7 separate regions of the Homo sapiens genome follow, and regions 1, 2, 3, 5, 6 and 7 are each linked to region 4. Evidence: chromatin loops called from intact Hi-C (ENCODE). Cell type or tissue: ascending aorta. All regions are shown on one strand. Region 1 has its middle 180 kb from the start of SLC14A2-AS1. Region 2 overlaps SLC14A2 (solute carrier family 14 member 2). Region 3 holds the start of LOC124904290 (a long non-coding RNA gene). Region 4 has its middle 260 kb from the start of SLC14A2-AS1. Region 5 has its middle 18 kb from the start of SLC14A2-AS1. Region 6 overlaps SETBP1 (SET binding protein 1). Region 7 overlaps SLC14A2 (solute carrier family 14 member 2).

The links. Peaks named below come from ENCODE experiments on the same cell type or tissue, not always from the same donor. Only the 100,000 strongest peaks of a DNase experiment are listed, where the experiment ranks them.
Region 1: a loop joins it to region 4, with 2.5 times the contacts of the local background. A loop is called at or near these places in 11 of 110 quality-filtered maps.
Region 2: a loop joins it to region 4, with 3 times the contacts of the local background. A loop is called at or near these places in 4 of 110 quality-filtered maps.
Region 3: it touches region 4 in a loop (2.3-fold over the local background); 2 of 110 quality-filtered maps call a loop at or near these places.
Region 5: it touches region 4 in a loop (4-fold over the local background); 8 of 110 quality-filtered maps call a loop at or near these places.
Region 6: it touches region 4 in a loop (2.0-fold over the local background); 2 of 110 quality-filtered maps call a loop at or near these places.
Region 7: a loop joins it to region 4, with 5 times the contacts of the local background. A loop is called at or near these places in 3 of 110 quality-filtered maps.

The regions. Positions count from the first base shown.
Region 1 is chr18:45,323,309-45,327,308 of GRCh38, forward strand. It overlaps a transcript of SLC14A2 not described here. Among named protein-coding and RNA genes, the nearest start is that of SLC14A2-AS1, 180 kb to the right of the region's middle. In ascending aorta, no CTCF peak of the experiment used is centred here; DNase peaks (open chromatin) are centred at 1,273 and 1,563; H3K27ac peaks cover 1,145 bases.
Region 2 is chr18:45,617,289-45,621,288 of GRCh38, forward strand. The region is part of intron 1 of SLC14A2 (solute carrier family 14 member 2); the gene reads left to right. The region is part of intron 8 of LOC105372093 (a long non-coding RNA gene); the gene reads right to left. Among named protein-coding and RNA genes, the nearest start is that of SLC14A2, 3.8 kb to the left of the region's middle. In ascending aorta, CTCF peaks have their summits at 2,468 and 3,861 (motif pointing right); DNase peaks (open chromatin) are centred at 213, 2,293, 2,753 and 3,923; H3K27ac peaks cover 3,619 bases.
Region 3 is chr18:44,577,163-44,581,162 of GRCh38, forward strand. LOC124904290 (a long non-coding RNA gene) reads right to left here and starts at 2,791. Exons shown (of 2, transcript XR_007066347.1): 1 at 2,329-2,791; 2 at 801-1,101. RefSeq lists an enhancer at 1,895-2,396. In ascending aorta, a CTCF peak has its summit at 2,029; DNase peaks (open chromatin) are centred at 2,789, 3,239 and 3,892; H3K27ac peaks cover 1,832 bases.
Region 4 is chr18:45,246,378-45,250,377 of GRCh38, forward strand. It overlaps a transcript of SLC14A2 not described here. Among named protein-coding and RNA genes, the nearest start is that of SLC14A2-AS1, 260 kb to the right of the region's middle. In ascending aorta, no CTCF peak of the experiment used is centred here; a DNase peak (open chromatin) is centred at 2,324; H3K27ac peaks cover 3,911 bases.
Region 5 is chr18:45,520,246-45,524,245 of GRCh38, forward strand. It overlaps a transcript of SLC14A2 not described here. Among named protein-coding and RNA genes, the nearest start is that of SLC14A2-AS1, 18 kb to the left of the region's middle. In ascending aorta, no CTCF peak of the experiment used is centred here; DNase peaks (open chromatin) are centred at 1,076, 1,706 and 2,256; H3K4me3 peaks cover 465 bases; H3K27ac peaks cover 4,000 bases.
Region 6 is chr18:45,012,912-45,016,911 of GRCh38, forward strand. All of the region lies in intron 4 of SETBP1 (SET binding protein 1), which reads left to right. Among named protein-coding and RNA genes, the nearest start is that of MIR4319, 45 kb to the left of the region's middle. In ascending aorta, a CTCF peak has its summit at 1,521; DNase peaks (open chromatin) are centred at 1,440 and 3,890; H3K4me3 peaks cover 694 bases; H3K27ac peaks cover 3,101 bases.
Region 7 is chr18:45,636,172-45,640,171 of GRCh38, forward strand. SLC14A2 (solute carrier family 14 member 2) reads left to right here. Exons shown (of 20, transcript NM_007163.4): 6 at 819-1,011; 7 at 3,575-3,722. LOC105372093 (a long non-coding RNA gene) reads right to left here. Exons shown (of 10, transcript XR_935423.3): 8 at 652-986. Among named protein-coding and RNA genes, the nearest start is that of SLC14A2, 23 kb to the left of the region's middle. In ascending aorta, no CTCF peak of the experiment used is centred here; DNase peaks (open chromatin) are centred at 1,900, 2,645, 2,975 and 3,420; H3K27ac peaks cover 4,000 bases.

The sequences.
Region 1 (4,000 bases), 77 kb after region 4:
ATTTATCTCTGTTCCTTGTGTCAGGCCTCTCCCAAGGAGCCACCATTGTGTTAAACATCATTCTTTAGAGTCTTTCTCTCAGCCAGCTATATCCTCCCTGAAAGTATTTGCCCATAAAGATTTAACAAGTCTGGGAAGGACAAAGGGAAGACGAAAGAGAAATGGAGGTTTAAGAAGTATAAATTCCTAAATCTGACCATATTTTTTTTCTCTCCTTCTTTTGATTGTGTTTGCTTTCATTATGGCTCTTTCAAATTCTGCTTTATATTAGGTTGAAGCCTCTAAAATTGCCGTTTTTGTAGTTCAAAATCAGTTAAACATTAGCAGTTTAATAGGATTCAGCCTAATGACATTGAGTCAATGTGTTCTGGGGAGACCAGGGATGTCCCACAGCATCCTAGCACTTCCTGTGTGCCACCCGATTGAATTAAGGTTCCTATCTCAGTGGACTTGTTTGCCAAGGTAGATTCCAAACACCAGTATGTAGTCTCAGCCCTGCCTTCCACCTCCCAAGACCAAAAATGCATCCTGTTTTCTGGGGCATTTGCACTAACAGACATTGAGAAGTTGCAGGTTTTTCTTTGGGTTTTCATCACCCTTCTCAGAGATGACTGTTGAACTACTCTTAGTACTGCATGTAACACGCATGCACTGGAGGGTTCAAGTTTAATGGCCATAGGGAAGGAAGGCAAAAGAGAAAATGTGAAAGAGACGTTATAATTTGAAAGCACAAAAACCCTTTCTTTAGTGGCTTGTGGGGTATATGCCCATCTATTAAATTGGAGTAAGCTTCTCAAAGATAGGTATTGAACTTTCCATGCCCCATATATTACTAGAAACATAATAGCTGTTCAGTAAGTATCTACTGAGTCAAAGTAGAACACTCTGTTAAGGATCCTCAGTAGTGAACCCATAGCAGTGGATCCAGAATGTCCCTTCTCCAGGCATTTTTTTAAACCACGCCATGGTGGCAGCCACTGTTTCCTTGTACTTGTGAAACCAGCTTTGATCCAAGTTTCTTCAATCTTTTTACTCTTTTTCTGCACTCAAGCAATCGCCAACGATTATTTTAAGCAAGATTCACATCTCTAAGTCCTTTTTTATTCCTCCCCCAAGGACTCTAAAAGCAAAGAAAACAAGAAGTCAGGAAAGTTGAAGCCTCTGAACTCCATCCTGGCCTCACCCCATCACCTCACACCCTCCTAGCTTCTGCAGGATAGGCTCAGCTCCCCTTCCTCCCCCTCACCCCACCCCCTGGGGCTGTTACCCTATCCCAAGGAATTCCAGCAAGTCTTGGAACAAAGACTGGCAGCACATGTAATGCCCTGTCTGGACTGAGACTAGAATGCAATTAGCCAGGGGAGGTTGTGAAATTTGTTTTTAAATGCTATGAATGTTTTATCTCCTGACCCTCACCTCCATAACATTCCCCTTTCAGCCACCGCCCCCCACCCCCGCACACACACACACAACCCCTTCACACTGGGTCTTTGCAAAGTAAAGTATGACCTTTAGATTGAGACATTCTCTGTTGCAATATGTTGGAATATGTTTCAACGCCGTAACTCGAGATCTATTTACTAAACTGTTTGGCACATTCAGCACATCCTGGGGGAATTGTTGGCGGGACCTGCGGTGCGTTTTTCACTCCTCCCTGATGCATTACCAGACATAAGGTCATCCCAGTCTAGCAAAGATGGGTGCTGTGCAGGGCTCATTACCTCGCAGCAAGCCAGCCAGATGAGGCCGTGGGATGTTTTCTCTTCATCATTCAAGCTTGAAAGGAAACTGTCAGCCTCCACTTGCTCTTAAAACAATGAAAATTTAGGTGACAGTGCTCTCATTAGCTCAATGGAAATGAAGGTTTCCAGGCAAAGACTTCCCTCTAGAAGTCAACGGGTGAGTCTCAGCTTCTGAGGAATGGGTGGTGTCAACGTCAGTGACCCACACTCGGATGACCAGAAACTTTCAGGATACACAGCTTCTGAGCTGGGGAAAATGGGCAGATTTTAGATAGGTGACAGGTTTTTTCACAGCTGCCCCTTTGCTGGGAAATGGATATATTCATAAGACTGTCTTCTTGTGACTTACATACATTCACATGACCAGAAAACAAGCAAGGGTATTATTACACTGGTGAATCCTCTCCCTAGGAGAAACTCAAACAAAAGTGCCAAGTGTCGATCCTGTTCTCCAGAATTACATTGCAGAATTTCTAATCTAAGAGGGTTTGGTTAATATTTGATGAACCACTTGGATAATGCACAGAATTATGGGAGTCCTAGTAATTGCTTACATTTGTGTAGCACTACCTTCTAGGACATCCATATGCATTATTTTCTTATTTGATCCTCGTAACAGCCGTGTTTAATGGTCTTGGTGAGTATTCAGTCTGTTTTTATAGAATCATAGGAATACTAGAAGTAAAGGTGACCTAAGCTGTAATCTTGATCAATGGATGCTAACCAGGGATGCATGTTAATTTATCCAGGGAACTGTTTCCAAACCTGTGTGCCTGTGTTCCCCTCCCCAACAAACTCCTCAATTCTTCCTGCACCCTCCAAAATACACATACAGGGTCTGGATCAGTGAGTGAGGGGTGAAGTCCAGGCATAAATACTTTTTAGAGAAAAATACGCCAAGTGATTTCAAAGAACATCCTGCTTTACACCACTGCTCTACATTCAGGCTGATCATTCAAGCAGAGATGTGATTTACTCAGAGCCACAAACAATGGCAGAGTTGCATTCACACCCACCCAGGCCTCCTGATTTCTAGCTGGATGGCCTCTCTTTCACACTTTCCTACCATCTTTCTGAATTAAAAAGGGAATTACCAAAATGGTGCCATTTGTTTTAAACTGTCTTTTTTCTAGCCAGAAGAAAAACAGTAAGAGATGGTCTGTCCAAAATATACATATGAGTAAAATTACAAGCACCACAATTCTCCACCTGAATGCAAGTTTTTCACAGGTTTTACTCATCAGTCCCAAAATTTGGCTAGGATCCTCATAAATGATTCCCTTTTTCTCTTGGTGGCACCTCCTTTGGATTCTCTATATCTTCTCAAAACTACAGGAGTATACCATTGAATGTGGGAATCATATTATCAATATCTAAAATGTATAGGAAAGCTACTGATGAAGAAGAGGAAGGACTCCAGACTGCATATAAATTATATTGAGGAGAGGAGCAAAAGTGCTTCTCCCCAACTCCTCTGCCCCTTCAACCATTCCTTTTGAGTCATCTCCCCTACCCTCCTGGAACTCAAAGAAAGAGAGGCTAATGGAACTATGTAGAGGTAAGGTCCTTTTTGCAGACCATTTTACTAGTGAGCAGGGTTACTGTGTGAAAGGGCAGAGTGCTTGTCCTTGTGCTTCCTGCACCCAAATACTAAGGCACAGAGGCTGGCCTTTCCAGGCACGCCTCTTTCCTCATACAGGTTGGATGAGTGGACTTAGGGCAGGCTCTACAAATTTCCTTCCCCCAATTCCTGTCCAGGAGTAGGAAGCCTCGTTGAAGCCTCATGCCTAGACTGTATTTTTTAGTCTAGATTTTAGTAGAGGGTCTTACATGAGGGTGAGGATGGAGAGCAGGAACATAGAAAGTCAGTTTTCCTACAACAGCTAGGACTTCACAGAACCAGACTTTTCCCTTCTCTATTTGAGATATCTCTATATATCAATCAATCAATCAGTCATTCTATCTATCTGTCTATCTCTCCATCCATCCATCCAGCCAGCCAGCCAGCCATCTAGCTAGCTTTCTCATTAGGAAATTCCTGGCAGTGGAGGGAGTGGAGAGTTACCTAGCTCTCCTCTTAACAAAATATGCTCAACCCAAGATGTTCCTGATTTAAGCAAGGTTCTAAGCACCACAATTCCCTATTATGAGCTAGCTATCCCACCTACTTGGTAGGAGCCATAATGTAATTAGTATATTTTTTTTACTCTTGAAGAATGTGCATTTGGGCTCTTTTTCTAGTAATAAGGGCCTGCAAA
Region 2 (4,000 bases), 370 kb after region 4:
TTCTCAGCTGCAGAACCCCAGCCCTGGCCCTGCAGCAGAAACCAGAAAGATAAAGCCCCTGGCCCACTGGCCACCAGCCATCTCTAACCCCAGCCAGTCCTCAGAGGACCCAGAGGAGGTGGTGCTGCCTCTGACTCCTGCCCCACCCAGCCTGACCCGCTGGCCCCAGTGAGTCAGTCTCCTCTCAGCCCAGATCAGACTTACTAACTTGGAGCTGCCAAGAAAACTCTGAGCCACCCCTAATAAAAGCCGGCACTCAGCCAGGCTCTTATACAACCCAGCCCTGAGTAAGGCACCTCTCAGCCCAGCTACTGGACTGTTTACCTGCCTTGTCTTCTTAGTGCCCAGGTGTCTCCTGGATTCCTCCCCTCCCTGATCTCCCTGATGTGTGATCCACCAGTCCAGGGGCCTCATCTGTCCCCATTCTGGCAGCCTGACCAAACATCCACCTAGCCCCACACACCTGATTTTTCACCTTCAGAGTCTACCAACTCAGGGATGAGTGAAGCCAGTGCTCCCAGGGACCCAGCCTGACTCACTCAGCAAGGTCCTTTCAGAATGATGCTGTCACTGAGATCCTGGTGGCAAGATGGCAGAGAGTCTGGGGTTGTGTTTGGTGAGCCAGAGTGAAGGACAATCAAGCAGACTGCCCTAGAAAAATGAAGGCTTAGGATCAACCTCTGAAGTGCTCTTAGGTGGGAAAAGGAGTCCCTGTATCCTGTGCAGGTATAATGGACAGAACTGGAAACAGCAAAGAGAAAAAGTCCCAGGGACTTGATGTCAGCTCCACAGATACAAGGGTTTCTAGTAAGCAGGGCTGTTCTCAACAAGACCAACCTGCCTCATGGGAAAGGGACCCCAGCCAGGAGAAGCTAGGTATCCAGAGGTGTTAAAGAATGGATTCCTTCATCATTTCAGAGAGGACATCCCTCTTGGTTCTAAGGTTGTAGAAATTTATGGAAACTCTCCTTGCATCAATTGCAAGGTCTTAGGCAAAATATATCAATCCAACTAATATTCTGGAGAACCTGCTAATCACTTTTACTTCTCCAGAGCTGCTGTGGTCTCAATAACTGAGTTGGTTAGAAGATGAAGTAAGGCCAGGCACAATGGCTCACGTCTGTAATCCCAGCACTTTGGGAGGCCCAGGCCAGTGGATTACCTGAGGTTAGGAGTTCAGGACCAGCCTGGCCAACATGGTGAAACCCCGTATCTACAAAAAATACAAAAATTAGCCAGGCGTGGTGGCAGGCGCCTGTAATCCCAGCTACTCGGGAGGCTGAGACAGGAGAATTGCTTGAACCTGGGAGGAGGAGGTTGTAGTGAGCCGAGATTGCACCATTGCACTCCAAGCTGGGTGACAAGAGCGAAACTCTGTCTCAAAAAAAAAAAAAAAAAAAAAAAAAAAAAGAAGTAGTAAATGGGGCCATTTGAGATTCATCCCCAGATGACCAGGGGACTGGTATACTTAAGCCCAAGAGACTAGGGATAGGGAGAGAGCTTTGACTCTGCACTAATTCACACCAACAACTCAAGAAATCCCTTTGAACATGGGCCCCTTACATCCCAGGGCAGCAGGAGCATACGAAATAGGCACAGCCCCTCTTCACTGGGCATGGGCGTGTTTCTGCAATTCTACTGGAGATGGATGATCTTTAGGAGAAAATAATCAGGAAAAGAATTTCAAAATTAGTACAATAGAGCAGGAGCCACAGTTTTTCTAACCATTGGAAGAATTTGGGTCCAAACCTAGACACTAAGGACTCCTGACAGTCTGGTTCTCACACCCTAGTTTTGTCTTTGATTGCCTGCTGACATCTCTCCCATGCTGTAGCAGAGTCCATGCTGGGACTTGCTTGCCCAAACCATGTATTTTCTCAGGCATTTCTCTGGAGTGTGCTCCTCTTTCTCACCTGCTTAGCCAAGTCCTGACATGGAAGCTGAGCCCAGTCTCCCCAGGGCTGGGAGGGCAGGGCAGCCGCTCTGTGCTCTCTGCACCGCCCTCTTGCCCTCTGCCCTTGTGCCTCCTGCTCAGGACACAGTGCCTGCTCACTGCTTCTCCTGGGCACTCGAATGTGAGCCCTTTGCAGGCAAGGACTGGGCCTTCCAGCAATGATCCCTCCAGGGTAGCCCACAGGCGAACGGTAGATATTCAACAAGGAGGGTTCTTACAAAGAGGATGGAGGAGCTGGTCTGTTTTGGGAGCCCCTTGCCAGACATTTGAGGCCTGGTTTTTGGAGAGACGTGGGACTGATCCAAACAGCCTCTCTGTCCATATTTCTGAAGGAGAAGAGGAGGTGTGGGCAGCCAAGGAGAGTCTGAGTGCGCCAAGCAGATCATTATGTGTTCTTGGAAGCAGGTTTAATGGACTGGCGCTGAGCTGAGCTGGGAACGGGCTGAGGCCCTCAGCCCGGACGTGGCTCGGGCAGGGATTTCACATCCAGTTCTAACAAGTGGCGACGCCTTATGGAAACTTTTGAAAGCTGTTCCGTTTCACACCAGCCAGCTTGTACTTCATCTGGCTGCTCCCACCCTCTCTCCCTTCAATTTGGGAGCACGAGAAGAGGGAAAAGTAAGATCACTAAGCGCCTACTATGTGCCAGGAACCAAGTCAGCAATTTCACTGTCCTGAGAAGCCTACGTTGCCCTTCGGAGACATGGAGGCCCACGCGGCCCCGAGTGGCAGAGCAGGGAGGCAGGAGCAGCCCCACCTCACAGCCTGTGCTCCTTCCGGATGCGGAGACTTGCTCTCCACAGGGCCATTGGTGCTGCATGTCTCGCCCCCTACCCCAAAGCCAAAATTCCCCGTTGTAACAGAGTAAACATTCCCGTGGCAAAGGAACGCTGTATTCCCTAGAGGAGGTGCAAGGCCCTGTTCCTGCAGAGGATACATAGGATTGAGAAACACAACAGCGGGCTGAGGCCCTGGACCCAGGCGCTCAAGGGCCAGCCACTCGGCTGTGCATGGCCCAGCCAGGCAGTCAGAGTAATGGAGAGCGCAGTGGGGAACTGGGTCTAACCTTGACTCTGCAGCAAACTGCTCATTTTCTGGGTCCTGCAAATGTCACAATGAGGTGAGCTTGCTCTGGAAAATGCTGAGAGCAACATACACATGAGAAACAATTCCTATTTTGCTTTTCAAGGACATGATTTATCTGTAAATGGAAATATTGTCTGCATACAGAAGGGACTCAAAGGTGGAGTACCTTTTTGGAGAGTACCCTAGAAAGAACTTCCCTTGTGCAATAATAATAATAAAGGGATTTTTAGGTGTAAGGCTTTCTGTTGGGTGGTATAAATGCAGAAATTAACAAGGTAATGGCCCCTGTTCTTACAGGGATTATAAAGTAGACACATTTTTTTTTCATCAAAAGAAATATAAAAATCTTTAAATTCTTACGGTTAGGAAATAATTTCTGAGTATACCCATTCTCAACTCCTACCTGTATACTTCAGCCCCACCACTTAAAAGAACACTATATTTCCTTGATTATATGATGTATATTATTTTCATATTTTAACATTTCTAAAATCAGGATGCATCTTGAAATTATGAATGGAAGCATTTTCTTCTTTCTTTATGATACATAAAATAGTGATCAATCTTACAGCTGATAACATCTTAGATTCCATGAAATATGTTTAGGAAAAACCTTTATCATTACCACTTTTCAGCTAGACTTTTAATAGATTTCATAGCCACTGAATTTAACACAAGGCCTTTCCGGAACATATCTAGTTCATCCAGTTGTATAGTGTCATGCAGATTGTGTGTCTAGATATCTGATTGCCCCTGCTTACTTTTCATATGGTTGGCTTGGAGGGAAATTTTTACCAAGGGCCAGGGATGCTGTATCACCTCTTGGCCACCAGAGGGAGAGAGCGCATTGGAGAGGAACAGGTTCTGGGGCTTGTCGGATTTCACTGTCTCCTAAACCTTTCCAGCATGCCCCCTCTATGGCAGTGTGCCCACCCCTTACTGAAACCCTACCTACAGGGT
Region 3 (4,000 bases), 670 kb before region 4:
TGAGAAATGCTGCTTTGAACAAAATCGGCCTGATTTCTTTATCACTGGCCCTTGCTGAGACTTTATTTCATAAAGAAGTACTGCGAATCTTCAAGAGGAAGATACTGCTCTGTTTTTTCAGGGCTTATTTGATTATAGAAACCCCTGTCTGGTTTTTTTTGGCATGCCTAGGAACACCTCTCAATACAGGGTTCCCTGGAACCCCGTTTCAGAAACACTGGACTAGATCAGTGATCTCCAAGTTCTCAATTTCCAATAATCTGTGGTTCTATAGATCATTAGTTCTCCAACTTCCTTTTAAAAAATAAAGTACTCTTAGGCTGGGCGCAGTGGCTCACGCCTGTAATCCCAACACTTTGGGAGGCCGAGGCGGGCAGATCACAAGGTCAGGAGATCGAGACCATCCTGGCTAACGCGGTGAAACCCCTGTCTCTAATAAAAATACAAAAAAATTAGCCGGGCCTGGTGGCAGGCACCTGTAGTCCCAGCTACTCAGGAGGCTGAGGCAGGAGAATGATGTGAACCCGGGAGGCAGAGCTTGCAGTGAGCCGAGATCGCGCCACTGCACTCCAGCCTAGGCAACAGAGCGAGACTCTGTCTCAAAAAAATAAAAAATAAAAATAATAATAATAATAATAAAGTACTGTTGAACTCCCAGTATTGGTTTAAATTATATTTATTAAAATGTTACTTAAATATGAATATACATAAACTACCTATAAATCCCTTATGCTTCTGACTCTTATAGAACTATAAAAACCAAACAAATGTGCAAACGAATTCAAAGAAAACCAATAAAATTAAAATTAACAACATTAATTTAATGTGATATCATTTTGTTGGAATTATATCATTGCTCACAATGTGCATACTGTATGCTCTGTTCCAATGCAGTTCAACAAATTTATTACAATGTGCCACAGGTGACTCGATCCTCACACCGTTTTTTTTCTCTATTCAAATTCCAGGAAGGCTTTATTTGCACAGCTCTTAGGGATGCCGTTTGCCTTCTTATGGTGGGAGCACACAATTTATATATTTTTTATACCTCTGTATTTTTTTTTCTTATTACTGGTAAGCATTAGATAGTTCTTTGTATTACTGCAATAATAAACACAAATAGAAAGAAAGCTATGAATATTGCGAGTAGGTAATTAAGTAGCCATCCAAACATCCAAAATATCCAGAATGTCTTTGCTTTAGATTCACATGATCATTAGACTAAAATAAGACACTTTAAAACAAGTATAAAAATAAGAGATAGTTGGCAAATCTCTTTAACCTTTAATTTTTTAGAGCCCATTTTAAAAGTGCCAACTACAGATGCTTGTAGTTCTCCCACATGAACTTGAAATTCCTCTACAGAGTCTAGCTCATTTCTTTTCTTCCATTCTCTTCCCAGGAACCAAGGAGTTAATAATACTCATGAAGATGATGCTCCACCATGGGTCCTAACCACTTGTCTCTATTTGGGAAATCACGGCCATGAATGTTTCCTTCATAAGACTCTATGTAGAAATTTGTGTAGTGTACTGTGGCTTCTGCAGACTCCCAGTTCAACCTCCAGTAAGAAAGGGACAAGTCTAACAATCTCTCTAAAATGACTCTCTTAGATTGCCCATAAAAAAAATGTCATTAATTCGGACTTAACTGGGCTATGAAGAGGCCAGTAGGAATTAGAGAAGTCCTTTCTCTTCACTGTCTAGTAAACATAACAATTCAAACCAGCTTAACGAAGTGTGAAGAAGCAGAGATCCTTTAATGGCCTGCTTTAATGAACAGGTAAGAACATTTTAAAAATAGCACAATGATTGTTTTCTTGCAAATTTGATTCTCTACTATTCTATTAAGCACTTTAATTATCTGCAATCTTGTTTACCCCAGTAATTTGCTAAGAAAACCTTTTCCTTCCTAGCAAGAGTAGAAGCAACATTTAGCTCAGGCTGGTCCAAATAAGCAAGAGTTTCAAATTAGTAGCATCTGATTTAATTAGATTTTACTAACAGCCAAGTCAGGAAAATGCATTAACCCACTTAGCCCACTAGGGGTTCCCTTTGTGTTCTGAAGTTAATCGCTGCCATTTACTTCCTTGCCTGTTGCGGCCTTCCTGGCTGCTTTCTCATTTACAATAGGGTGGGCAACTTTTTGACAAACCTCACTCAACCTCACCAGCATTCCCAGCTCAGCAGATGGTGGATGAATGGTGATTTGGCTGTCAGTCTGCATGATGACATTAGAAGGTCACCAAAACGCCACCCGGACCAAAATCATTATACCTTTTTGTTTGTGCAGCAAGTCCGGAAGGAGCTATCGCATAGACATACTCACCATTAACACTACTTCTTGAGGACTTTTCGAGTTAGCTCACTTTTTACATCCTCACAGTATCACTTTTTCTCTGTTAGTCACACATTCCATGTACATTAGCATGTAGTGCTTGTTTCTATTAACTTAAATTTCTGAGAGGTATGCTGCATCTTTACCACGACGTGGCTTGGAGGACAGAAGTTCCTTTTTCTTGCATTTTTGTTCAGACCTCCCTCCTAAGCCTGTGGCACAATGATAAACCTGGGATCATAGAGTTGCTACCTTAGGATAGAGTAATTGTGAGGTAATACTTTTTAAGTGTTTTAAACAGTATCTAACTAAGAGTTAAGTGCCCAAGGGATGTTAGGGAATAAATAAGTGTAGATACTTCAGTCATTAACTTCTATTATCAGGACCTACGCTTTCTGATTATTCACTCACTCCACAAGCATGATTTGTCCTCCTACGTGGTGCCAGCCACTGTGCTACACAGGAGATGACGTAACAATGAAGACAAACGTCTCTCCTCTCAAGTGGCTTTCGGTTGGCAAAGTAGCTATAATAAAGTGAACTCATTCAGTTCCCTACTCCCAATCTCAAAGAAATCGTTACAAAAAGGGGGTGGGCATTAATCAATACGATTTGTAATATTATCCTGGAGAAAATTAGCACAGTTGGGAAAATTTATATTTAGGAGAAATTATTTCAACCAATCACCAGGAAGGCTTTTTTTTTTCCTGAATATAATATTAATAATCTGTACTAGGCCTAAAATAATGTTTATTTTATTCTCCTCTGGTTCTAAAAATACACAATGGCCTGAAAGCCAAAATCTAACTTGTAATTTTCACAGCTGAATCATATTCATTTCCTTCCAAATCGGATACTCCTGGGCACTGCCACCAAAACTCAACAGCAGCCCAACTCGAAGCCCAAAAGCTCCCCTGGGGAGGGGCTGGGGTGGTTGCATTCCATTTATAGCAAGATGAAAAAGAACATCTCTAAAGTAGAGGATATTCAATCAATAGACAGAAAGATGGGGTAGAAGACCTTCAAAGCTCTTTCCAATCCCAGATCCCATTGAGAGGTGACAGCGTGCTGGCAGTCCTCAGAGCCCTCGCTTGCTCTTGGCACCTCCTCTGCCTGGGCTCCCACTTTGGCGGCATTTGAGGAGCCCTTCAGCCCACCACTGCACTGTGGGAGCCCCTTTCTAGGCTGGCGAAGGCTGGAGCCCACTCCCTCAGCTTGCAGGGAGGTGTGGAGGGAGAGGCGCGAGCGGGAACCGGGGCTGCGTGCAGCGCTTGCGGGCCAGCTGGAGTTCCGGGTGGGCGTGGGCTTGGCGGGCCCCGCACTCGGAGCAGCCGGCCAGCCCTGCCGACCCCGGGCAACGACGGACTTAGCACCCGGGCCAGTGGCTGCGGAGGGTGTACTGGGTCCCCCAGCAGTGCCAGCCCACCGGCGCTGCGCTCGATTTCTCACGGAGCCTTAGCCGCCTTCCCGCGGGGCAGGGCTCGGGACCTGCAGCCTGCCATGCCTAAGCCTCCCACCCACTCCATGGGCTCCTGTGCTGCCCGAGCCTCCCCGACAAGCACCACCCCCTGCTCCACGGCGCCCAGTCCCATTGATCACCCAAGGGCTGAGGAATGCGAGCTCACTGCGCAGGACTGGCAGGCAGCTCCACCTGCAGCCCCGG
Region 4 (4,000 bases):
CAGATGGTAAGAAGGGATAATGTAGCATAGTCCTAGGTAATAAAAAACTTACAATATTAAATAATACATATTTTATATAGTGTATTGTTAGTATTAGTATCTTACAGTGATGTTAAATTTAAACTGTCTTTTCATAGGCTTACCTCATTTCAAACCTCTCACTAACATTGCAGAGTAGAAATAACTTTTGTTGTTGTTGTTGTTGTTGTTTTTGAGACAGACTCTCACTCTGTCGCCCAGGCTGGAGTGCAGTGGTGTGATCTTGGCTCACTGCAACCTCCGCCTCCCGGGTTCAAACAATTCTCTTGCCTCAGCCTCCCAAGTAGCTGGGATTACAGGTGTGTGCCGCCACACTGGGCACGGTGGCTCACGCCTATAATCCCAGCACTTTGGGAGGCCGAGGCAGGCAGATCACGAGGTCAGGAGTTCGAGACCAGCCTGGCCAAATATAGTGAAACCCCGTCTCTACTAAAAATACAAAAACAAAAACAAAAACAAAACACCTATTGTAATCCCCATTTTTTCAGAGGAGGGGAATAAGACTTAACAGAGATAAGATAGCTTGTTCAGACCATCCAGTTTGAAAAAGAAGAAACTAGAAACTCAACTCTATATACCCCAAAGGACTGCCTTGCCTGCAGTGACAGGAAAACACCCATGATACAACCAAAGATGTTTTTCAGAGTGTCAGATTAACAGAACATCAAGTTTAATGTGTAGGTTCTTCCCACCCTGACACCCTCTAGAATTTCAGCACACCCAATATAAAATCTGTATTCAAACACAAGGTAAATTCTAAGGCTATTTCGGCACTGTTAGCAGAATTACTACTTTGTTTTAAAGGTTGTTTCAACACCAAACTCCCCGGTACAGTCAAAATTTGATTCTTTCTTTAGAAAAATTGATTTATACACATTTTCCATAAACACATCTATTGTATAAAAAGTTATATAAGTTTGCGAGAATTGAGCAAGTAATGTTGAAGAAATGCTGATAAGGAGAGTAATGGTGTGTGGCTTCCTTCAACGGATTGTGGAGGCCTGGACCTATGACCTAAACATCCTTGGGTTCTGGCCTCAGTTACTTATCTGTATTCAGATTTAGATGTGGGAGAGAGATTTGTTTTACAAGCATTTGTTGATTTCTCTGATAAACATATATAACTCTGTCTATTCGTTCTTCTAGAAATACAGTACTCCCCTTCTCATTCAGTAGTTCAAGTGAGATCTGTCATGCTCTAACAGATCTCACCCCCTGAACAAACTGGACCAATTATAGAATCTTAGCCTGCTGACATCAGTTGGTTATTCTGTTAATGTAGGCCTTTTTTTTTTTTTTTTCATATTAACACAGTCAAAGCACTTCTTCAGCATTTTTGAACTCAGGCTCCAAAAGAAATTCTCTGGTGCTGTGATACGAGGCACTGGAGTTGTAAGCAACCATGTCTCTCATGACCAAAGAAGCTCATCTATGTAGGAGAGAATGGAGCTGACACAGACAGAAGCATTGATGAGAGAGGAAGGTGGTGGAATTACAATTCCTGATTCCTGGTGTCCCTGGGGCCCATAACATCCATGCCCTTCCAGCATCCAGTTGAGCTCTTAAGTTCTCCTTGTGCCTAAACTGGCTCTGGTTGAATTTGTCAGTAGGGAGCAAAAAAACCCCTTTCTATCAGTGAGGTTCTGAGAGTATATGTCAATAATCCATTGAGAAGATGGTAGCAGGATAATTTAGATTTGTGCAGTAAATGCTTAGCTGGCAAGAGTCACTGATTGGAAGAGGAAGGAAATGTAGGGAGGTGGCAAAAAAGCAACACCCTCTCTCAGTTTTGCCAAGGAAAAACTGTGCCTTAGAGAAGAAAGATCCTCCAACACAGAAAAAAGTCATAGTCATTGTCAAACCCATTTTATCGTCCCATAGCAAATACCGGATGCTTTGATTTGATTGTTATTTCTTCTGTTCTTGAGACATGAGGGCCTGTCTGAGGTTCATGAAAGGCACTAGTGCATGCAGACAGTTCCTGATCCCTGGGCAGAAGGGATTTGAGCTTGATTATTCTTATCCCAGCATGAAACAGGAGGACTTGGCCTGTTCCCCCCGAGATCTCAGCCCTCATAAGACCCCTGGACCACAGAATGTGGGACTAAAAAAGTTGGTTGAGCTTGTTCAAACAAAGTCTCAATTTCCCGACAAGCAGTTGGAACTTGGGGTTACATGTTGAGGTAGACTTCAGACTATTTTAATGGCATGCAGAGACATGGCTCTCCAACCAATTGGCATTCAGGAAATGTTTATCAGTTCTGACAGCCACAAGTTCCACCCTGGCCAATTTTAGCTCCTGTGACTGGAAGTGACTTGGATGTTTGAAATTCTGTAAAACACAAGCTAGTTTTGAAATGGAGCCACAGAACTTCAACGGTATTCTGGCTTAGCTCTTAGGCAATTTAGGTCAAAATTCTCCTCTCTCTTCTAAACAGGGAAAAGCTTCCCTGAAAGGACTGGTGATAAATTTTCAATAAATCTGCGGGGTGGAGGGAAATGAGAGAAGAAATTTTTAAATGATTTATGAACCTGAGTGAAATGATATTTTCATTGCTGTCCACGTTCCATAATTTTTCTCTTTTAAATTCCCTTTAGTGCCTTTTCAAGGAAATAGAAGAAAGGAGCCAGCGTCCTTTGGGGGTTACCTCTAAGATAGCAAGCACAGCACAGGACTACATATACACATGTGTCTGTTCATGTGTGTAAGCAGCTTCACTTGGGAGCAACCGATAACTCCATTTATAAGCGTGTTTGCCTCAGTATCAATAGAGAAGGAAATATATTTTATATAAGTACATTTTTGGAGATGTTTCCTTCATTAAAAACTATTATAAAATTTTTTTTGCATAGTCATGCTCCAGCCTTTTTTTTTTTTTTATCTGCCCTGTATGTACATGCAAAGGGTGGAGTATTGCTAACTGTGTGTGTGTGCCTGTGTGTGTGCTGAACATGCGTTGAGCAGCTGCTCTGGGTTTGTGCTATTTACTTTCTAAGCATTGTTTTTTTTTTAATATTCTCAAAAATTCTTGAAACAACTATTATAAAACATTCATTTGAGAAAAGACATAACTGATCTCAGAGAGGTTGAGTAACTGGTCTGAATTTCAATGAATGTGTGGTCTTTTAAGAAACATCTGGCCTCTCTGATTTTATCTCCTCTTCTGTCTGATGAATAGTCTCTCTCCTTACATCCAGGCACAACCCTTGACAGCAATGAATGGTATAATTCCTTTAGAAAATATCTATTTGGCCAGGCATGGTGGCTTACACTTGCAATCCCAGCACTTTGAGAGGCTAAGGCAGGAGGATCGCTTGAGTCCAGGAGTTCAAGACTAGCTTGGGCAACATAGCAAGGCTCTGTCTCTACTAAAATTAAAAAATTAGCTGGGCATGGTAGTGTACACCTGTAGTCCTAGCTACTAAGGAGGCTGAGATGGGAGGATCCCTTGTGCCCAGGAGTTCAAGGGTGCAGTGAGCTATGATTGTGCTGCTGTACTCCAGCTTGGGTGACAGAGCAAGATTCTGTCTCTAAAAAGAAAAAAAAAATGTTGAATTCATTCTATGAATCAGAGTCATTGACTAAATTATCAACCTAATAGCCACCAGAAGAAAAGATGGACCCTCACTAAGGCCAGATCTTGGATTTGAAATGAAAGTGGAATGTGAACCCACATGTGGAAACTCACACATGTGATATGATTTACTAACAAACATTGATAACACTACTGAAAATATGGTCACTTTAAAGAAACAAGTGACTAAAATCAACAAAAGGCACTTAAAGCAGTACTAATGAGCATCTATATCATGTTTTTCTGCTCACAGCATTAGGTCCAGTTTGACTTTTTGGCTTTAGATCATGAGTACCATTTACAAACACACACGCATGCACACATTTGGGGCCACATTTTTAACTAGTCCTCTTTGGTATTTTAATCTCGTTTTATTCCATGACTAC
Region 5 (4,000 bases), 270 kb after region 4:
CCATCATCAAATAGATATTGAGTCCCTAACAGGTATAAAGCCTCAACTAAAATCTCAAAAATTCCTTTCAGGAATATGAGTGTGCTACATGTGACTGTTGGCAGATCACCTGATGGAGACTTAGGATAATGGGTGGTGCAGGCTGCGAGTCCATGGGCATGCCTTAAACACACCCTTACCTTATGTCCCCCTGTCCCTGACCCAGTGCCCGCAACTGGGCTTTTACATGGTACTAAGCACTAAATAAATACCTTTTGAATGATGGACTAAATGCATTTAAAGTTGCATTTATTTCTGTTCTTTTTGATTAAAATGTATGGAATAAACTTTGCATGTCAAATGAGCTAGATCTTTATAGAGAAGTGTTTTTCTGGGCGTTTCCATCCTAAGGAGGTATGGCCCATGAGACAAGAAGCAACATGGTGTCCTGGAAAGAGCATGAAATTTCAGCATCAGAAAATGTGGGTTCTCACACATCTAGCTGTGTGACCTAGGGCAGTTACCTCAACCTCTGGGAACATCTATTTCTTCCTCTCTAGACCAGAGAGAACAATCTATCTAATTTGTGGGTTACCATGAGAAGATAAGGGAAAGGCTTACTAAGTGGCAAAGCCCAGGGCATATACAAGCTGTTAGGATCATGATTATTATTATGACCGAAAGTCTGCACAGGTGACAGGGCCTTGGTGATTGGGTGCTTCCCCAGCAGTGGGAATGGGTGGGCCTTCCTCCTCCCACCAGGTCCTCTGAGATACTCTAGAATCTTAACAGCTGGCCCAGGCAAGAGTAGTGTCTATGACCATCCAACAGGCCCACCTATGGCCTGGAAACATGACCTGCACCTCCCATCACCTCAGTTCTACATCAAGTGACCTGTCAACAGTCATATTTTTTAAGGGAATTTCTGAGAGCTTAGTTGAGGCTTTAACCTGATAGGGACTCAATGCCAGTTTGATGATGGGCTTTGCTTCTACATCATCTTGATTATCCTTACTGATGGAGAGTTGTGCTAGGCACTGAGTCCGACAGGGTTAAATGACTCATTCCAAGCTTACAGCCAAAGCATACTTGCAGTTTCTGGCATTGTGCTAAGGACTACTGGGAATGCAGAATACATAACTCAGAAAGAGTGCACAGGGTTAGGGATAGAGACTCACACAAGACAGACACTCAGTAACTGGATAGTACCATAAGCAGGATACAGCTCAGGGACCAGAGAGAGTAACACAAGAAAGGTACAAAAAAGACTTGGAAAATTGAGAGAAGCCAGAAAGAAGAGAGAGGACATTTAGATATGAGGTATAACTTTGGAAAAGACCTTCAGAAAGTAACCCTGTTTCCTTTTTCATTTTTTTTCTTTTTTAAATAAAATTACCTTTCGAGGAAACAGATTTACATATGAGATTATGTCTGGCTCAAGTGACCTTTAAAATCCATTGTATTCCATAAACCAGCAAGTCGCAAGATTTAATGTGCATCAGAATCACTTGGTGAGTGTGTCAAAAATGCAGGTTCCCACAGAATCAGAATCTCTGGAGCTGGCCCTCATAAATGCATTTGTTCTAAACAGCCAAGTGATTCTGGGACTCAAGCTGAGGGAGGCAGGAAGGGGTGTGGCTGATTGTGAGTGGGCATATTCATCCAGAAAGTAAGAGGTATTTTCCCAGAGGCCTATGGGGTAACTGGCCTTAGACATCGTTACTCTTTGAGCTATGTTTCATTTGAGGGCAGCTTGCCATGGAGGAAAGCGTGCTGGACTGGGAGTCAGCAGACTCATGTTCTAATCCTGCCTGGACTATTTGCCCCTTGGGCAATCTAAGGCAGTCTAAGGCAGTTATGTGCCTTTCTGACCTTCAGTTTGCACATCATATCAGTGGAGATCACCATCCTTCACGTGGGGTTACTGTGGATTTCAAATGGGAGCATGCATGTTAAAGCACCTTAAGAAATAGAAAGTGCTGTAGGAAAGTTGGCAGCGTCAAGTTCTGGGTATGATGTGTTGTGAAAAGGAGGCATTTTTTTATGTTTAGCCTTGCTATCCAAAACAGCTAAGCCCTAGAAGCATAAACACTATAAGCCCATGAGAAAATGTCCAGCTTGCAGTAATAAACTCGAGAAGGTAACCCCGGAAGGTGCACCCTTGACATTGCAGACCTGGGAGAGTTTGAGCCCTGCCATCCCCAGAGCGGCAGCTTCCCGGCACCATCCCTCAGTCCCTGCCTCTCATTCTGCTGGAGATGGCCCCGAGCTCAGGGCGGGAGCAATCCTACATAACTCACTACCCAGAATGGAAATGCCACATAGCACATTTAATTCTGCACTGACAGTTCTCGGGAAACAGGCCTAGTTCTCCATCGACCTCTAAAATAGATGATGGTTTTGGTAATAGCACTTTCTTCAGGAAATTCCATTCATGTTCATTCATTTATTTTAGACCACAAATATTCATGAATTTTGTACAGTGTGCTTGTTATTGTGGTTGTTGTTTGTTGCGTGAAGATTTCTGTTTGCTTGCTTGCTCACTTTACTCAGGCTCTCATTGGATTCCCCAATTCTTATTAACATGTGGATCATTAGAAAATCATATCACCAAACCAGCTATACCCTGTTGCCTTGGGCAATAGAAGTCAGAGGCCATTTTGCTGAGGACACCTGGTTTAAGCATCTGGGTTGCCAGGGGTTCCCATTTCTGCTAAGTTCCAACGCAGAGCATGCCATGGCTTGGCACGCATGCAACCAAAAAACTGATCTCTCCAAGTCATGGGTGAGAGGGCAGAGTGTCTTACCATGACCCCATAAGTGGTCTACGGCAAGCTGTAGTCTGCACTGGTCACTGGTGGGGTGTGGGGTGGGGGTTCTCCACTTTCTCAGCTGGTGAGAATTGTAGTTTACACTCAATTTGAGAAAAGGATTAAATAAACAAAGGAGGGAAATGCCAAGAAAGTTCCTCCAGCTCCAGCCCCAGCCCCTATGCTGAGTCTGGATAACCCAGCCAGACACCTTGAGATGTGGATAAGTATCACAAAGACAGGTCGCCCAGGGCAGGAGCAATCTATACTCCCATCACCAGGTTTTTTTTTTGTTTCTTTGTTTGTTTGTTTTGAGATGGAATCTCACTCTGTCACCCAGGCTGGAGTGCAGTGGCGCAATCTCGGCTCACTGCAACCTCCGGCTCCCTAGCTCAAGCGATTCTCCTGCCTCAGCCTCCTGAGTAGCTGGGATTCCAGGCACATACAACCACACCCAGCTTTTTTTTTTTTTTTTTTTTTAAGTAAACACGGGGTTTACACCATGTTGGCCAAGATGGTCTTGATCTCCTGACCTCGTGATCAGCCTGCCTTGGCCTCCCAAGGTGCTGGGATTACAGGTGTGAGCCACCACACCCAGCCACTAGTTATCATTCTTTAACCCCACGAAATCTCCCCTGTCTTTGGAGACCCAGTGCAAATGATACATCCTGCCTGTAACCCTCCCCACCTGAGACCTGCCTTTGCTCTGACACAGCAACTGCCTGGATCTCCACTGAGGGCTTCCTTTAAGGGCACTATTTCACTTTTCCCAGGTCGTCCAGATCTCTGGCCACATTTGTTGAGAACTTACCCTACACTAGGCTGTTTGTGTGCCTTTTACTGTTTAACCCTCACATCTGTCCTTTGAAGAAGATTTTGTCATCATTTTCAGATAAGAGAATGAGAGATGCAGAAAAATTAAGAAAGTTGCCCCAAAGACACATAATTTGTAAAGTACGGAGTTGAATTGAACCTCAGGACTGGACACAAAACTGGAGCTCACCTGAATACTCTGGGCTGCCTCTAATACCTGTCTTTCCTGGCTATTGTAAGGATTGGCAGTAACAAGTATAAAGCACCTGGATGGAGCCTGGTCCTTAGTGGGTGCTCAATAAGTGATCCTTATTACTACTATTACTTATTCTTTACTATTCTCAGCCTTAGACTGTGAGACTTGACTGTTTACAGACCTGTTTTCCTCTTGAACCTTG
Region 6 (4,000 bases), 230 kb before region 4:
CAGACTTCACCATTACAGAGTATAGCCATGTCATAAAGCTATACTTTGTAACTCCTAGATTTAGTCAAATGTTTTAAAATACATGCATAATACACTTGGCACTGCAGTCCTGGAAGGCGACAGGAGTAGAGTCAGTACTTAGGAAAGGCAAGGTGATGGCTTTGTCAAGCTCACAACCACCTCACACAAACTCCAGGTTGAGCCCCGTGGTGTCTGCACAGTAGAGAGCAGGATGCTGAGTCTGTGCCAGCCCCAGGCCCTGCAGCCTCCTGCCATTCCTGGAGGCTGAGATAACATGGGGGGACCCAGAGCTCACCTCCTTGGCCCCACCCTGCCTACCTGCTCTACCTTTGATAACACACCACGAAGGATGCTAGGAAAATCCGGTTGCCTCAGCCCAGTGGGAATTTGCTCTCAAACAAACAAAGGCCTGTTTGTAGAGCTGGAGTCCATTTAGACACAGACACAGACCATTTAGGATTATATCTGACTGTTTCTGACTCTTTCTTTCTTTCTTTCTTTCTTTTTTTTTGTTTTTTGTTTTTTGAGACAGAGTCTTGCTCTGTCACCCAGGCTGGAGTGCAGTGGTGTGACCTGGGCTCATCGCAACTTCTGCCTCCCGGGTTCAAGCAATACTCCTGCCTCAGCCTCCCAAGTAGCTGGGACTACAGGTGCCTGCCACCATGCCCGACTAACTTTTGTATTTTTAGTAGAGATGGGGTTTCACCATATTGGCCAGACTGGTCTCGAACTCCTGACCTCATGATCCGCCTGCCTTGGCCTCCCAAAGTCCTGGGATTACAGGCATAAGCCACCACACCCAGCCCTGACTGTTTCTGAGCAGCAGCCACTGAGCGGCTGTGCCCTGTGTCAGTTCCCAGGCATCCCCAATCCTGACATGAAGTCTGAAGCTCTGACGGTTGTGGTTGACAGACAAAACTCACCCACCATGTTTCTTTCTGCTGTGTTTTTAAATTTACTTTCAGGAAAAGGCATGTGGTGTCCAAGACACTTGGGAATACACAGATGTGTTTAAACAACTTGGTTTCTTCTCAGGTTCTGCCTTAATTCAATAATCCATTCACTCTTTCATTCAATAAGCAAAGGATGTTCGGCAGAAAAAAAAAAATTCTGAATTCTGAGACAGTACAGCAAAATGAATCATTGAGCATTGGGACTCAAATTCTCCAAGGTGGGAGGGCTGTGGAAAGCCAGTGCCTGCTGTACAATCAGCAGCCAGAATGTAGGCTGAGGGAGGTAGTAAAACAGCCTGTGCCCATCCATTAAGAAACAGCTGAGCTTCATAGGGAAAGCTTGTCCATAGCAAGGAGGTGGAGATCAGAGGAATCGGTTTCAGCCCAGGCCATCTAGTTAGGACTGGTTTAGTTTGTGGGCCACAGACTTCCTCTAGCTCTGACCTGCCACCCTGCAGGAAAGAAGCAAAGGAGGAGGAATCTGTGCTGGTGACTCAGGGCACATTCCCCAGCAAGGGAGAAATAATTCAGATTACATCCTCCTGCTGTTGGATCAGGGCAGCGCATTTCAATTTAAGCCCATACAGCCAGAGACAGGTTCATGTAGAATGGAATAAATTAATAAATATGCTGTTGTTTAACTGGGAAAGTGCTCTGGCCTAGGGACGGCTTGCTGAATTTCCTCCTGGCACACACTCAGGAAACAAAAACATCGAGGGAACTCAATGTCTGATTCTTGACAGGGTCAAGAAACAAGGACCGTATGGCATTGTTTAGTGGTTAAGACTTTGTAGCCAGGTTGCATGCATTCAAAATCTGACCCTACCACCTACTAGTTGTGGTAATAAAGGGTGAATCACTTACCTTCTCTGTGCCTCAGTTTCCTCCTCCATAAAATGAGAATGAATATAATGCTCCAACAAATAGACTTGTTGTATTAAATGATATTTAAATAAATAATAATTAATAATTAAATAATACATGAAAAGGTCTTAGAGAGTGCCTTAGCATGATGTACCTGCAATTGAAGTCTTGGCTATACCTATTACCAGCACAGTGTGTGAGATAAAGAGTTTCAGGAACTGGAATGCATGCTTCAAACAGCCAGTGGGGTGCCTGCTCCGGACTCTCTGCCTCCACATCAGGGGATTCCTGATCAGTGGCGAGCATGCCAGGGCTTGGGGAGGATGTTCTTGGAGCTAGATCAACTTGCCCTAGATTTTTCGGGGTCCAAGGCACAGTGAGTAGAAAGGAATGACCCCAAACCTGGCCAGAGCAGAAGAGGGGGAGCCTCAACAATGAGATGGAGTAGGTATCAAGGTACTAGAATAAAATCAACTTCTCAAAAGTCGTATTTCCACTCTCTACTCTAGGGGTCTGGGCAAGATGGGTTGTTCCACCAGGTGAGGTGTGTCAGGCCATCTCACATTTTGGCCCCAATTCAGAAACCTGCCCCCTCTGCCAGATCTATGGATTGGCAACTGCTGCCTAGGTCTTGATCTACCTTTACCTCCATCACCATGAAATCTTCACCTAAGAACCTAACTACAGTGAATAGGTATAAGGTGCTTAGAAGCACACTTAACCTTTCGCAGGGCCTTAAAATACAACAGACATGCACCTGCCTTTCTCGGGTGACCCTCAGCATGCCTCCAAACATCCACTCATGCCCCAAGCCTGATAAAACTGGCAGAAGGTCAGAGGGTTTTTAGAGATGTCTAAACATCTCACAAACGTGTTTGTGAGAAGTAAGAGAAGAATATTGGATTACACTTTATGCCTGTGCATCTACCTTTATCAATGTTTCACACCAACAAGCACATGTGTGATAAAAGGCAATGAGGGAGGGAGTCAGTGGCAAAATTGTGTTATAGAAACTATCTTGGGGTGAACAGAGAAAAATAGATCATAAGTATGACATACATATGCCCATAAATCATTTCTTTTACAGAGAGAAGGATAAGAGATTTGACATTTAGTCATGGGGATATTCTGTTCTTGAGTTACATGCTCTTACAAGATGTCACATGTATTCAGTCCTCATAATTACCATATGAGAAGAAGTATTACCATTTTACACTTCAGAAAACTGAGGCCAAAAGTCCTACATGCAGCCTCCACCCACAAGGAGGTTCCTTCCTAAACAGACAATCCACCCTAGCATCACTGAAAGAAAACAAACAACAAAAGAAAATACAGCCCGTACATGATAGAGCTGACCAGCTACTTTATTTTGCTTTCTAGAGGCAAACAATTAGTTTGAGCTGTTGCCGAATTTCATATGAACGGGGCTGGTGAGGGTGGGGGAGGTTTTCCCTTATACACTATTTTAGGAAAACTCATGATTGAATGTAATTTCTGCAGCTGCCATTAGAAAGCAGGATGGCAGCCACAGCGTCTAGGAGAACAGCAGGGCGGGCTAAGCCAGGGTGCAACTGAGAAACCCAGGGAAGAGAGCAGAGCCCATGCCCTAAAGTGACACCAAGGTCAGGACCCAGCCCATAGAGAAAGTGGTGGGGGAGAGTGTGGACCCCTTCAGCCCCCACCTAGGAAGGGGGAGCATCCCACAGAGTTCCCTGTCGCGGCGGAACCTTCTGTATCTTTGTTCTCTCTCCGCCACGGCTTGTAAGTATTAGCCTGATGTTGTTTACTTCTTCTCCCAATCTCTCCAAGGAATATGATTCACACGTTTTCAGATTTATTTGAACAAAATGCAATAAATATGCTGCTTCAATTTTAACTGCTGGCCTGTAGCCAGGGTTTTTAATGAATCTGGCCTGTGCTACTGAAGTGTTCCAGGATCTCCAGGGCTCTGGGCACTGTGAGATTATACACATTGGTGCGCGCACACACACACACACACACACACACACACACACACAGAGAGCTCTCACTCCACCCCCACCCCTACCTCCCCACCTCCCCACCTCCTATTCCCCGGAGGGCCAGTGACTCACAGTCAACGGCAGGTTTTCAGAGCCGACTCTGGTAAAAATTAGCAGGAGCCTTTTATTGTTCAAGGAGAG
Region 7 (4,000 bases), 390 kb after region 4:
GCCTTTTTGAAATTCATGGTCATTCATTAAAAGCAGACAATTTAAACACATCATGCAACTTCAGGTTTTGCCCAGCAGGTCACTGAGTGTGGATGATGTGGGGTATTTGGTGTCTAGGGTGGCTGGTGCCTTCCAGAGGAAACTGAAGCTAAGGGAGATTAATTACCTAACATTGTTCCTTCAGCCTGTATGCATAGGAGTGAGTCAGGATTTGCACTAAGCTTCATCTGTCTCCAACACCCATTCTCCTTCCAAGGAAAAGATGAAGAAGACAGAGGGTACAAACAACTGAAGGTTCTATTTTCCCCTGGCAGTTTCCAGAGTAGCTCTAAGTATTTTTGCTGAAACTAGACCTGCAAATTACCCATATGCCATTGCAGCCTCCTCCTAGAAGGTCAGTCTTCTAAAATGTTATCAGAGCCTTGAACAATAGTCATTGTACACCTTGGTGATTCAAAGGCAATACATTACATTTTGTTTAGTTTTCTTGGTTTAAAAAACAAGGAAATATTTCCACTATTTTATAAAGTGTTTTACTCAAAATAAGTTACGATATTTTTAAAATTTGTTTCTCAGAGGTGTAAGCTTATGAAGCAGATGACAATAAATTGGCAAAAAAAAAAGAAAAAGGTAAGAGCTGAAATTGAATACCTTATTCTATTCCCTATCCCAGATCATTGGAACACTGGAGTCTCAAGGGGGCCAGGAATGCTGTGCCTAGGAGAGGAGGCAGTGGATGATACAGTGGCCAGAGCTGCTGAGACAATGTAGACCTCAGGATGTCACAGGGATTAACCCTCTGTCTCTTGCATCTTCAGCCCAGTTCTTTCTAGTGCCTTGAATTCCATCTTCAGCAAGTGGGACCTCCCGGTCTTCACTCTGCCCTTCAACATTGCAGTCACCTTGTACCTTGCAGCCACAGGCCACTACAACCTCTTCTTCCCCACAACACTGGTAGAGCCTGTGTCTTCAGTGCCCAATATCACCTGGACAGAGATGGAAATGCCCCTGGTAAGTTACCCAGCGGTGATGAGTTGAGACCCCCATATTCCACTGCAGACCTTCTCGCCAACCAATTTGTGGACTATCCATGCTCTCAACTTCTCTAGAAACATCTATACCAGATGATGGGCCTCAGCAGGGTATCAGAAAGGGTTGCTGCCACATCCATAGATCCTTTCAACAGTACTTATTGAGCATGTAACATGGCCTGGACACTTTTTCAGATACTGATAATACAAGACAATGACATCCTGCTCTTAGGAAGCCTACATTCTATACGGGGAAACAGATAACATGCAAGTGAACAGATAAGCGTTGACAGTACAGAACTGTGGTGGTTGAGTGAAAGATATTAGATAAAATGTATAGTCAGATAAAGGGGCAAGATACTAAAATAAACATTTAAAATTGGGATTTTAAAGGCATTAGCATAGAAGACAGAGGGTTAATTTTTATATACTCTCTCTCTTAGTGGTTCTCAGGCAGGGATAATTTTGCCCCTTGGAGACATTAGGCAATGTCTGGAGACATTTTTATTGTCAAGACTAGAGAGGTCCCCAGCACGCTGCTCCCAGGCCACTTCCCTCTTTCTCTTTGAAACAACAGAGAAAGGCCTTCCTTTTCCTTTTTGTTTAATCAGCTTATTGTTGCTATATAAGAATTATGAGGAGTGTGAAGAAGGCCTGGTGCTTAGTAAATTTCCATGGCACACCTGACTGCCCTTCACACCAGGGTGTCAGCTGCGGCCTGGGAGCAGCGTGCTGGGAGGGAAGGCCGCCCTGGGGCACAGCTCACCAGGCTGAAATATAGATCCCAGCGGAGGAAGCTTCATTCTAAACCCAGGCTCCATTCCAAGGCCACTCATTCCCTCATTCCTCTCATTCTTGACCGCTTGGGCTTAAAATCTGCGTTCCCGGATGGAAAGGTGGACGTGAACTCCCCTCAGCATCCCGCATTCCTCAGATGTTGGCAATCATGGGATATTTATTAAATAGACTTCCAGCCTGTTCCCAACATTTAAGCTGAGTTCCCTGGTCTGGTACAAAGTGTTTTCTGGGTTTCTATAAATAAATATGATTGAGTACCCCTCCCTTGCCATTCCTTTCGCAAGATTATAAACTCTGGTCCAAACAGCATTTGGTTATTAAAAGACCATTCATTCAGAGACAAGAGTGAGCAAAGTTTAAGAGCCCTCTAGGCTCTTCAAATACTACTCCCTGAAGAAATCATACTTATTCCAGAATTAAATCAAATTGTCAAAAAGTACAAAATTTGGTCCAAAGGGAGAAACTAAATTATTCCCAACATCTACAGCAACGTCTACAGTAGATCATCTATAACTAATCTCCCATCGCACACTAGACTCACCTGAGGACCTGCCATGCCCCATATCAATTAAATCAGAATGTCTAGGGAAGAGCTGGGCATCAGTATTTGTTTAAAGATTCCCAGGGGATTCCACTGTACAGCAAAGTTTGGGAACCACTGACCTAATCAATTCCTATTTGTTAAGCACCTATGGTGTACCTGGGCATAAAGGGCCCTGTCCTCACAGAGGTCATGTGACCTGGCAATGGTGAAAAGAACTACAGAGTCTTAAAGCTGGAAGATCATCTGCCAAGCCAGCCTCTTGTTACAGACGAGGATGTGACATGCTCACAGTCACACAGTGAACTGTGCAGAGCCCTGATGGAAGCTAGAGCCCTCTACTCCCAGGCCAGTGCTCTGCCTGCCCTGCCATTCTCCCTCCTTTCTTTTTCTGCCCTCAAAGGACTCCAAAAATATCGACAATTCAGCCTGGCCACAGAAAAGCCATCTGTCAGCACTGCCAAACAAATTCTCCCCAATTCCAGCACCAAGTTACTCTCAGGCTCAGGGATGTCTGGGCTTCAGGCCATTCTCCAGATGTGCCACATACTACCTTTCTACAATGCTATGCGGTCTTCGAGAGCAGGGGGCATGCCTACTGCTCCTTTCCAAAGGCTCACAACCCCCCAGGGTAGCAGTGAATGGGCAGGGGCCGCCAAAGAGGACGTGTCAGCAGTGGCTTGACAAAGAGACAGCAAGGGTGACAAAGACCTCAGACCTGAGCTAGGGGTCAAGCTCAGAGCCTCTAGCCTGCACTTGACCAACAACAGGCTGGGTGACTTTTAGTCAAATCATACATCAAAATGGCCTACTGTATTTTCAATATTCCTAGAATATTTGTATGGATTTCAGAAGGTCTAGAGGAAATCCCCGAGAGCCCTGAAACTCCCAGCGGCATTCTAGGGAGGAGGTGCATTCTGGTCCCCTCAAAGCAGAAGCCGTATGTTCCTCAGAAGCATCCATGCCCAGCCCATGTTGGGGGCCCTGGCTTTGCATGAGGGATGCTCACATGCCTGCTGGGTGGTAGAGTGAGGAGCTGTTTGTTCCAGCTCATGCCTCCCATGTTCTCTCACATGCTGGAGGGTACAGTCATCCTCCCGTTCCACTCCATTACTCCCCCGAGGAATGGCTCAAATCTGGCCCTGAGTCTGGTTTTTGCATTATTGTCCATGCTCCAGTGACCTGTATTCTGTTAACTTTGCAGCTGTTACAAGCCATCCCTGTTGGGGTCGGCCAGGTGTATGGCTGTGACAATCCCTGGACAGGCGGCGTGTTCCTGGTGGCTCTGTTCATCTCCTCGCCACTCATCTGCTTGCATGCAGCCATTGGCTCAATCGTGGGGCTGCTAGCAGGTAGGACAGAGCTCCCTCTCTTCAGGTCCTCAGGATAATTCACTCAAGGTCACTTTTCCCCTACATACAGCAAATCTTCCAGACATTCTCTTCCCTGCAGTTTTAAATACTTTCAGGGAGACAGGCACGGTGACTTATGCCTGTAATCCCAGCACTTTGGGAGGCCGAGGCACATAGATGACCTGAACTCAGGGTGAAAACCCATCTCTACTAAAGAAAAAAAAGTACAAAAATTAGCTGGGTGTGGTGGTGGGCACCCATAATCCCAGCTACTTGGG